Linked DNA regions of Homo sapiens: region 2 is linked to region 1. Evidence: chromatin loops called from intact Hi-C (ENCODE). Cell type or tissue: A673. All regions are shown on one strand. Links, peaks and the distances in the headings refer to the core of each region. The heading gives the core; the rest is flanking DNA.

Region 1 (5,680 bases), core at 245-5,244:
TCTTGTGGTTGGTGGAGGGATGGTGGAACAAGCTACATAGTTTCTTTCTTGGGTAATTAAGAACATTTTAAAGTTAGATTGTAGTGATGGTTGCACAATTCTGAGAACAAGTTGAATACAAGTTGTGAGAACAAGTGAAAAATGGTTCCTCATTGGGGGTCATGAAAAAGCCTATGAATGGTGGAAGCCATTTACTGTGATGGGAATGGCTAGAAAGAGAAGATTCTGTCTTAGGCTTGAGTTTTGTACATTCTCATTGGACATGAAGCAAAGACGTCAAGTAGTCAGGTGAGTATGTCAAGCACTGATGCAAGCACTGGAGATCAACAGTATATACAACAGCCAAGTTCTGTGCTGATGGATCTTATATCCCTCCATGCAATGATTAGGGCAATTTTAGAATTATCAATCCAAACATGTATTTAAACCTCATGTGATTAGATGAAAGAGCCTAAGGATTGGCTGCAAATGGAGGAGAAAACACTAAGGATTGAGGCCTCCGTTACTCCAACACTGTGTTGAGTCAAGTATTCTGGGTAAGCATGCTACCCTAGATGCTATATGCTTCTATCATTGTATAACACACTACTAAAACAGTAGAGTTGATAGGTATTTATTTTTAAAAAGAGTTTATAATCATTCCTTCATTCTTTATATAGTAATTCTTTTACAAGAAGAAGAAAAGCCTACAGCTGGCTCAGGAAGTCCTTTCAGATACTTTCCCTACCGCCCGCCTCCCTCCCCCAACATTGGGTGTTCCAAGCCCCTCACAAAGACCTTAAACCCTCAAGTAGTGGCTCAGCTAATAAAGGCACACATGGAAAAAAAAAGAAGAGAAGAAGGAGAAAAGCAATATCTATGCCAATGTATTGATTTAGGTTGATAGATCTATACCTGGAGAACCTTTAAGAAATACAGCAATACTTTTCTTTAGAAATAAATCTGTAAAATGGCACTCTATAAATCTCCACTGTTTGCTTGAACTCAGATATGACGACTTTTACTTGTGTAAACTGGAAAATGATAGGATCCGTGCAAAACATTTTGCATAAAGCTATATATAGTATTGTGGGGTAAAAGTGAGAAAGTCAAAATCCCAGTTGGATATACCTAAAGGTAAAATATTATTCACATTTTTCCTTTAAATGCAGATTTTCTAAATTATCATTCAAGAAACACCCTCACCTATCTTCTTCACTCTTCAAGTGTTTCTCTAATTCCTTTCATTAGATCCAAAAAAGAAAAAAAGAGGAGGAGAATAAGAAAAGGAAAGAGACGATGAATGAGAAGAAGAAAGAGAAGGAGAGGAGAAGGAGGAAAAAAAGGAGAAAAAGGAGAAATAGTAAATAAGATGATAATCTTTTTTTCTAATACTCTTCGAAAACCAAATTGCACATGGGAAGTAAATGTACCTCCTGTAGACTGCCGGAACTATTTCAGCAGATATTACTAGGCACACACACATCCCACATACATCAGCTCCCTTCATTGCTATGTATGTATCCCAACTTATACAATGTGCTTACATATCTATATTTTTATCGTCAAACATGCTATTTTATACAAGCTGCTCAGGGATGAGATGGCCAGAACTGCTCTTTTTATATAATCATTACTTTTTTTTTTTACAATATTTTTGCTTAATGTTCTAAGAAATCCTTTTTTTTTATGGTCCACATGTTGCGTAGCATCAAAGGTTATTCAAACAAAGCCAATTCAAACATGGTATTACTGCATAGCTTCAAAAACACATTTCAGGTTACTTATATATAATTTAAATTCTGAAATAGACTACATATGGCTATGATAATAAGCCCATTACTGAAAAAGAGCACTTTAGCAACATGTATAAACCTCTATGAGATTCTACATCTGCACTATGCACATACATTATCTTTACTATATTTATCTCCCCTAATATCATGTGTGCCACTTTCATTTAAGAATAGTTAAAGGGTAAAGATGAGAAAAACATTCTCATTTTAAAACACCTTTTCACAAGTATTATAAAATTATCAGATTGATGTAATATATGGCATATAGATGTAATTTAAAAGTGTTGCCATAGTTCATATTAATTTCCCATAAATGACTGCAAAACCCTATTCTTATTCAAAAATAAAGAAAAGCTGGAAAACAAAGGCTAACCTTAACATACATTCTCCTATATGATCATACAGAAAAGTCTAGATGTGATTAATCTGCATCAATAAGAAAACCATTATTTACATCCCAAATAGAAAAGTTTATCTACATTTCTCAACTAACTTAATATTTGCTCTCTATGGATTGCTACAGGGACACAATACTGAAAAATTATAAATAATATTAGCAGATAGCTTCTATGAGGTGGCAAAACGCTACCATTTTTCATATACTATAAAAATGCACATATAAATAACCCACCAAGCAAATATCAATGCAAATATATGTATCATTTGTCACTGAATAAAATTAATATCTGTGTCTAGCACAAGGATGGTCAGTATATCTTTGAAATGGTACAGGCTTCTGTACATTTGAAATTCATGTGGAGTATAAGCACACACCTCTAAGAAGAATAAGTAAATAGAAATCATAGAATCCTGGAAGAGTAACAAAGCTTAGAGAACCTACAAACCAACCTCTTCACTATATATGTGAACACTGAGTCTCAAAGTGCTGAAACAGCCTAGAGGGCAGTGTTCTCCACATCCCAAATTTTCAACCATCCCCGTGGAGAAACTGTCATTCTGAAGTATCCAAAGGCAATCCAATGTCAAACGTATGATTTACATATTAATTTAGTAAGAGTGTCCAGGGTTTCCTTTGCTTTTGACACAGCAGATGCTAAATACAAAACTAGTTTCACACACACAAAAATTTAATATTGCCTTTTCAGTGTCAACTCCTCAATTTTGGCATTTTTCACTACATTACTATGAGTTCTGCTGCATAATTGTGGCCCAGACACAAACTGCCCCCTTATCCTACAATGTTAAATCAGAACAAAGGTTCTAGGTTGTCTTTGGGGGCAGGAGAAGGGTGGTGTGGGAGAGAAGGAAGGAAAGAAGGGAGAGAGGAATAAAACGGAGAGAAAGAAGGGAGGGAGGAATGAAAGGAGGGAGGGAGGGAAGGCAGACAGAAATGGTGTCTTACTACTGCTGCTCCAGCAAGCTGGTTAATTGCATTTGTTTCATATATCTCCAAACACCCTGGTATATTAATTACATTCTGTAACACCAAGCTCTTCTGATTTCCTGTCACTTCCACTGAGCAATTTAATTGTATTCCTCCTAGCAACACACTGATTTAAAAACGCTTATATAAAAAAACCCTTGGTGATAATTTTGTAGTCTAATGTATAGTTTACACATGCATTTCTGTTGAGATATGTAAATTCATGATTTATGAGGACATATTCTTTTAAAAGTTATACCAAATTCTTCTTATCATGAAAATCAAACACACCTGGGACAAATAGGTAAACCTATTTTGTTACGGTAATGTACACGTATTTTAATGTACTGAAAAATAAATGCATGAAAAATAATTAGAGATGTTGCCATAGTATAATTCACAATAATTAAATCTTAAACATCTACTGCTTAGACTGGTAAAAGAGAGAAGCAGTGCACACACACGCATCCCTCCCTCACTATCGCTGGGGGGCAAAGGTACTCATGTAGTCCATGATTGAAAACAGCCACTTGACAGTAGGTAAACTCCTCTGTATTGCCTCATGTTTATAGAAAGCCTTCCTTTTTGAGTCCAATACATTGGGCTCTATGCAGCAGTAGCTGCCAGGAACAAAGTTAGCTACTCAGATGGGCCAAAATAGGCAGTGTCCCAAATAATGAATTCATCCACAATGCAAATGCTGGAGGAAAGTTTATGTGGCAACAAGCTATTGTGATGGCTCAAACAGTTAGACTAATACCCTTTAGGTTCTTTACAAGTACAGAAAGTAACTAAAAACCTAAAGTACTGCAATCCAGTTAGAAAAAAAAAATATCTAGTACTCCCTTATACCAGTTGTTTCCATCGATATAAAAATTAAAGCCTCTAGAAGGTTAACAGCAAATATTCTTTTAACTTTTTTCTTTTGAATACAAACCAAAAAGCATGTTAATGATTATTTCCACTCTTCATTCAAAAGAACCACAAAAAAGGATTTTGCAATAGTCGCACAAGAAATTGACATCCTGTGAAAATATCCCAGTAAACCAAATCGGAACAAAAGACAAGAGAATCAGAGGCAGAATGCTGTGGGCTTGACAGACTGACTCAACCTAGAGGGAGACACCTCCAGCACCTGTTTAAGGTCCCCATTGTGTTTGCCCACTGGGGACTGAGCTAAGTGTTCTACTCCTGTGGCCAGCCCATAGCTGATGCTTCCCCCTTCGTGGAGCCTCGCCCAGTCTCACTTTTGACAGTTTTCTCCCTAGGATCTAAATTCTTCATTCGATTTAACGCTAGGAGAGCATTCACTGGCACACAGGTGATACACATTGATCTCAGTCTCAAATTCCTAACCCACTGAACCTTCCTTAGAGTGTCTATTACTGTATTTCTTCACTTGAATGTCTCAGCCAAAGTTCAGACACAAGAGCAAACATCAAATAGAGAGCAGGCACAATAGTATTAGGCTCTTGCAGGAGATTGACTGTAATATTTCTTTTTCTAACAAAACTGGGAGCCCAATCATTTATTATCCAACTCCTTAATTAGTGAAGTAAATTACAACAATAACAACAATAGGTGACTACCAACACATTCCACTTACAGCAGTTTAGAAACAAAAGACTTAAATAAAACCTCTGCCCCCAAGGAGCCCGTGCCGGGCCAAAACGGACTAACAGACATAATGTCATTTCATTTATAACCCACATCAAATTCAAAAAGAAATGGTTTTGGGGGATTGGGGGGTGGGGGGCGCAAAAAAAGATGAAAGCATTTTTAACTTACCATCAACCCGAACATATAAAAATCCACAGAGCAGTAGTTGTGTAAACATCAGCAGACTCATTTTGACATATTAAAAAGGATCCAGATTCTTTAAGAAACCAATCCCAGAGAGCAAAAGTACAAAAATGAGTATCAAAAAAAGAGGTAGGTCCAAAGTTTAGACTTTCCTAGATACTAATTAAAGTCAAGAAGAGCAAATCGCAAGATCAGAAGGGGTTGGTGGAGAGGTCTCGAACGGGGCACACTGAGATCCATCCAAATTAACAGAGGGTACTTCAAAGGCTGCTGTATTTCCAGCACTCTGGCTTCCTAAATTCCCACAAATTCAGCCCAGCCAGAGGGATTATTCGAGTGTGTCTAACCCTCTCTCCTTAGGCTCCACTGCAATCCAAAGCCAAGTTCTTCCTTCAGAAGTCAAGATGATGAAGGGGGAGGAAAAGACCTAATTCCTAGAAAGTGTTCCACAAACTTGCCAGCGCGCTGCCGAAAAACCATTGGCCTGCCTACTGGTTTTCTTTCCCCCGGTTTCCTTCTCCGTAGCAGCTCCACGTCCGGAGTTATTTTTTAATATGTCTATATTTTTACTTAACTTCCATAATAAGAATGTGTCAAAGCAACACTTTGCAGGCGGGCAGACTTGGCGGGCCTCTCCTTTGCAGCGGTGTTGCCCTCCCTCCACCTCTCCGGTTTCCAAAAGAGAGGAGAAGGGAAATCAGGACGATTCGGGTGGAGA
Region 2 (5,680 bases), core at 270-5,269, 54 kb before region 1:
TCAATTTTTATATACTTTAATTTTGAAAAGTAAAATTTTGTTAAGGATTTAAACACCTTATTTGCTGCTGAGTAGATAGAATTTTAAAAATGAAAAATTAAAATTTCTTAATTTTTATATATTTAAAATAGACCAGATTTCATTTAGAGTGTTTCTTCAAATATGACACAATTCCCTAAAAATAAAAATTAGAAGATTCAGGACCTGGTCTAGCATCCCCATTAATTTATTGTCTGAATCTTGGTCACCTAAACTTTTTGGGCATCATTTTCTTTATCTTGAAAATGGGAGAATAATGCCAGTCATATTCACCATAAAAGGGTCTGTTGGGGGAAAAAAATCAATAAAATTTGGTATTGAGGTATTTCAATATGTTTGAAAAGTTTCCAAAATTAGATATTTCAAAACAAAAATGGAACAGGTATGGATATTTGCATTCTTGAATTTTTGTGTGTGTATTTCAAATTGCATTTAATTTGAGGGCTTTTTGAAGTATCATTTTATAAAAATAAAACTATTTGGTGGCCAGTACAAAATCCCATTGTTAACTAAAGTCCTACTGCTCATAGCTCAAGGCACTTCACAAAAAATAAAAAATATGGGTCTTAGGATTCTCCTAGTCTTTTCCTATTGGAGTTATACATTTCCAGCATCCGGGGGTTCCAGGTTTCTTAGCACAAACTGTAAATCAGAAGCAGATGCCTGAGAACGAAAAACTTCATTGGGATAGCTACATAAGAAATTGTAGGCGAGTGGATCACCTGAGGTCATGAGCTCAAGACCAGCCTGGGCAACACGGTGAAACCCCGTCTCTACTAAAAATACAAAAATTAGCTGGGCCTGGTGTCTGTAATCCCAGCTACTTGGGAGGCTGAGACAGGAGAATCGCTTAAGCCCGTGAGGCAGAGGTTGCAGTGAGCAGAGATCGCGCCATTGCACTCCGGCCTATGTGACAGCGGGAGACACTGTCTCAAAAAAAAAAAAAAAAAAGAAAGAAAGAAAAGTACAATTTTGTTTACCAAAAGAAAGACACAGGCCCATGAGCTATTATTTAGGAGAAAATATATATAGCTATATACATAAGATTCCAGCATCCTGAAATCTCCCAATTCTCTTATCTTTGAAGACGTACATGACAACAAGGAAGCTGAAGAGTGCAAAAATTTTAAGGCATAATTGTTTGTTTGTTTGTTTGTTTGTTTTTTTGAGACGGAGTCTCGCTCTGTCGCCCAGGCTGGAGTGCAGTGGCGCGATCTCGGCTCACTGCAAGCTCCGCCTCCCGGGTTCACACCATTCTCCTGCCTCAGCCTCCCGAGTAGCTGGGACTACAGGCGCCGCCACCATGCCCGGATAATTTTTTTTTTCTTTTTGTATTTTTTGTAGAGACGGGGTTTCACCGTGTTACCCAGGATGGTCTCGATCTCCTGACCTCGTGATCCGCCCGCCTCCGCCTCCCAAAGTGCTGGGATTACAGGCGTGAGCCACCGCGCCCGGCCTGCTTTCTTATAATAACATATTGGTCATCTTGATTTCATATAAACAAACTTACTACAACACCCTGGCTTGATACTATCTTGACCAGACTTCTCTGAAGAAGACCAAGTAAAATTATGCAGTGTGTTGATTGATTCTTTAGGTTTCAGCGTCTATGGGAACACATCAAAACTTACTTGAAATAAATAAAAGTAAATGTGCACATGAGGTTCATTATGTTCACTTACATGCCACTTCCAGAGACGCATTTCGACTCACTGCTTCACCAAGATAGTTCCTCGCAACACAAACGTAGCTTCCTTCATCAGGTTTACTCCTGCGCCCGTGCACGATGCGCAAGAAGAATAAGGATCCGCTGGGCAGAAGCATCCTGTGGGACCGGGGATCGTCCTTGTCAGTCTCCACTCGCTCCCCATCTTTGTACCACTCAATGGTGGGCGTTGGCCGGCCCTCCGCCTTGCAGTTCAGAGTCGTGGGCTCGCCCTTAGAGACGATGACATCGGAAGGATGCTCCACAATCCGCGGGGGAAAGTCCTCCTGGCGAAGACGCGATCCTACAAAACATGACGGAATAAAGACAAGCTTTAACATTTCCTTATCTAAACCCTCGGTTTCACTTGGGTTCCTGATGGGGAAATTAAACTCTTCGATTATCCAACTGAACATTATTTTATGTTTCGTTTTGTGTATGCATCTCATAAGTCATCTCAACTCCTTTGCAGGATAGGGCGATACCAATAAATTAATATGTTAACTCAAAGGAGTTAGGTTTAATGTGTTCCATGAATCATGACAAGCAAAAGTAAAAGAGAACAAGAGACTTTCTTGTTCTTCTGGGATCAGCATGGGTACTAAGATGAGTAAGACTAATTTCCTGTCCTCAGATTGCTTATTATACACTGGGGAAGAAAGCCACGTCAGCAAGCAGCTAGAAGACACACATAGATAGCATTTAATGTGCTGCCAATATGTTATCAGACTAACACAAAAAGAGACCTGTAAATTATGTACAAATATTATCTGCATTTAACAGATGAGGCAAAAGCTTAGGAAATGATGTCAGTTGCCCAGAAATGTAGATGAGGCAAGCAGCAGAGGCAGGATTTTGAACTCAGGTGTGTTTGACTGAAGAGCTCAAGTATAAATCCGTATGTTAAAATGCAATACGCTGCATAGAGGTATATAAGAAATGCACTATAGGCAGAAAGAAAAAAAGTAAAAGTTAACCCTAAATTAAGCATAATAAGAGATCCCTTCCCCGAAAAAAATTACATTTAGATTGAGCCGTAAAGAATGAAAAATGACAACTAAAAGAAAAAAGCATCATGCCAAGAGATACCATCAGCAAAAGGACAAGGAAATGACAGTTACGTGCATGGTACATTTCATAATCAGGAAGGAAGCTGATACAGCAAGAAAAGGTTTAAGACAGTCTTGGAGCCTGAGACAAGGCTTTGTGCCATGCTCAGGGGTATGACTATTCTTTTACACGGCTCACAGATTTTTAAGGGGGCAGTGACATGACTGTCTGTACAATCGAAAGATACTTGTAGTCTGTATTATCAATAAGGGATAGCAACGGAGACACGAAGACAGTTGTGATTTACTTAAATAGTTCAAGAGAAAAATAAAAAGAACCTGACTTTGGGAAATGATGGTTTAGGTAGAAAAGAAGAAGGAAAAATATACCATATCAAAATGCTTGACAGAATTTGGTATATCACCATGCACAGTACAAAGAAAGATAGATCGTACCAGTGACTTCCCTGTGAATGCAATAAAAGTGGGGCCATAAGGGGCGTAAGAAATCGAAAGAGAGGCCGGGCACGGTGGCTCACACCTGTAATCCCAGTATTTTGGGAGGCCGAGGTGGGTGGATCACCTGAGGTCAGGAGTTCGAGACCAGCCTGCCCAACATGGTGAAACCTCATATCTACTAAAAATGTAAAAACTTTGCCAGGCAGGGTGGTGGACACCTATAATCCCAGCTACTCGGGAGGCTGAGGCAGGAGAATCGTTTGAACTCAGGAAGCAGAGGTTGCAGTGAGCCAAGATTGTGCCACTGCACTCCAGCCCGAGTGACAAGAGTAAAACTCCATCTCAAAAAAAAAAAAAGAAAAAGAAAAGAAAAGAAATAGGAAGAGAAGGCTCTGTTGATATTTCACAATCAAATTTTTGCATAATGTGTTATTTTGAATATTTTTCATTTATATGGTATCAATTACCATTATTCATGAAAATGTTCTACCAGCTGCTCCAAGTAAATAAAAAGGAGATGCTGAGAGGAATCACCATATATGGGGACATAATGATTATATAGATAAGCACTTCTTAAAAGTTTGCTCTTATATAAGATTTTCCAACCAATCACCTAATATGAGCACATTTCTCTTCAACAGATAGCAGTAATATTTACTTGTCAATGTTACCTCAGTTCACTCTCAGTATTAATTGAAAATACATGTTTTAATGTATTAAAGGGAATTTAATTTAGTCTTAAATGAACTTTATTTTTTTGAAGAGGAATAACTCTTAAAAGTTGCTATTTTTTTAATCACATCAGACCAAAAAAGAATGTATACATTACAAGTGTTAGATATCTAAAGCAAAAGAGTAATTTACTGTTCACAGGTCAGAACTTTAAAAAAAAAACTAAAGAGATCCAAAGCATCTAGATAGGTAATTACAGTATACATCACAATAATAAAGGATATAGATCATGAGTACTGGGTCTTAAAGCAATGAGGAATTTACAGAATACAAAAGTAACAATGAATTTTTAAATTCATAATCAAGAAAGACCCCAAAGTATTTAAACATGAGTGGCTGAATAGAAGTAGGTTGCAAATCAGAAACATATTCTCAATGTAAAGGTCTGGACACATAGCTGTAGACTCTGATCTTAAAATACATCAAGAGTTTTATGTCACTTTTCATGTAACAGGCATATAGTAGGTTACAATCATCTGTTTAGATAGCCCCTTTGTTCTCCATGAATCTCCCTATGCACAGTAACCTACATTCTCCCTACTGCAAAACTGTTCTACTATTAAAAGTAAGCAAGTAAATAGCTACTAGGGTGCTATTTACTATATCAACTTGTGCACTAACTTATTAGGCAGTAGGCCTGGATAAGGGCTGAATAAGACCTGAAATATGCTAATACTTACTAAATAAAATATAAAATAATTGATTTATAAAAGAAAAAGTGAAAAAATAGCTAAGCTATTTAGCAATAAAATTAAACTCCAGTATGTCCAATGAGCACACGAAGAATTTTACTCATTTATCATTACAATATATGTAAACTATGTTACATAAAGATTATAGTACTGTCATATCAGGACACTCTTCTTGTAATTTTACTCCTACTTTAATAAAAACATCAAAGAACATCTACAACCTAAATATAAAAAGTAAAACTATGAAATGATTACAAGAAATTATAGAGGCAAGTTTTTTATGATTTTGAATTAGGTGATGGCTTCTTGGATATGATACCAAAAGCATAAGCAACAAAAGAAAAAAAGAGATAAACTGGATGTTATAAAATTTTTAAATACTTGTGCTTGAAAGAATACTACCCACAGAATCAGAAAAATAATCTGCAAATCATATACCCAATAATGGATTTGTATCTAGAATATATAAAGAACTCATAACTCAATAAAAATATAAATAATCAAATTTTAAAATAGGCAAAGGATTAGAATAAGTAGTTAAACAAATTTGACAGAGAAGTTAGACAAATAGCCATAACCACATAAAGAGATACTCAACATCATTAGCTATTAGAAAAATGCAAATCGAAACTACAATGAAATACACTTCACACCCACTAGGACATATATAATCAAAGCAATGTAAAATAACAAGTATTGTCAAGGGTTTGGAAAAACTGAAAGCCTCATCCATTGCTAGTGTGAATTTAAATCATACAGTCACTTTGGAAAACAATCTGGAAGTTCCTCAAAATGTCAAACATGTAGTTGCCATACGACCCAGCAATTTCACTCCTAGATATATATCACCCCAGAATGAAACCATACATCCACACAAAACTTACTCATGAATATTCATAGCAGTATTATTCACAATAGTCAAAAAAGTAGAAACAACCCAAATGTCTACCAACTGAATGGATAACAAAGAAAGAATCAACAGCATAAATATCCATGATGAATGG

What was found. Hi-C counts contacts between places; a loop is a spot of excess contacts. Peaks named below come from ENCODE experiments on the same cell type or tissue, not always from the same donor. Only the 100,000 strongest peaks of a DNase experiment are listed, where the experiment ranks them.
Region 2: it touches region 1 in a loop (2.6-fold over the local background); 1 of 110 quality-filtered maps calls a loop at or near these places.

Annotation. Positions count from the first base shown.
Region 1 is chr3:77,040,114-77,045,793 of GRCh38, reverse strand. ROBO2 (roundabout guidance receptor 2) reads right to left here. Exons shown (of 28, transcript NM_001395656.1): 1 at 4,948-5,680. The coding sequence starts at 5,008. Among named protein-coding and RNA genes, the nearest start is that of ROBO2, 2.9 kb to the right of the region's middle. In A673, for the core only: a CTCF peak has its summit at 2,689; no DNase peak of the experiment used is centred there; H3K4me3 peaks cover 3,598 bases; H3K27ac peaks cover 277 bases.
Region 2 is chr3:77,094,382-77,100,061 of GRCh38, reverse strand. It overlaps ROBO2 (roundabout guidance receptor 2), which reads right to left. Exons shown (of 28, transcript NM_001395656.1): 2 at 1,722-2,048. Among named protein-coding and RNA genes, the nearest start is that of ROBO2, 57 kb to the right of the region's middle. In A673, for the core only: no CTCF peak of the experiment used is centred there; DNase peaks (open chromatin) are centred at 2,381 and 2,901; H3K4me3 peaks cover 1,791 bases; H3K27ac peaks cover 1,851 bases.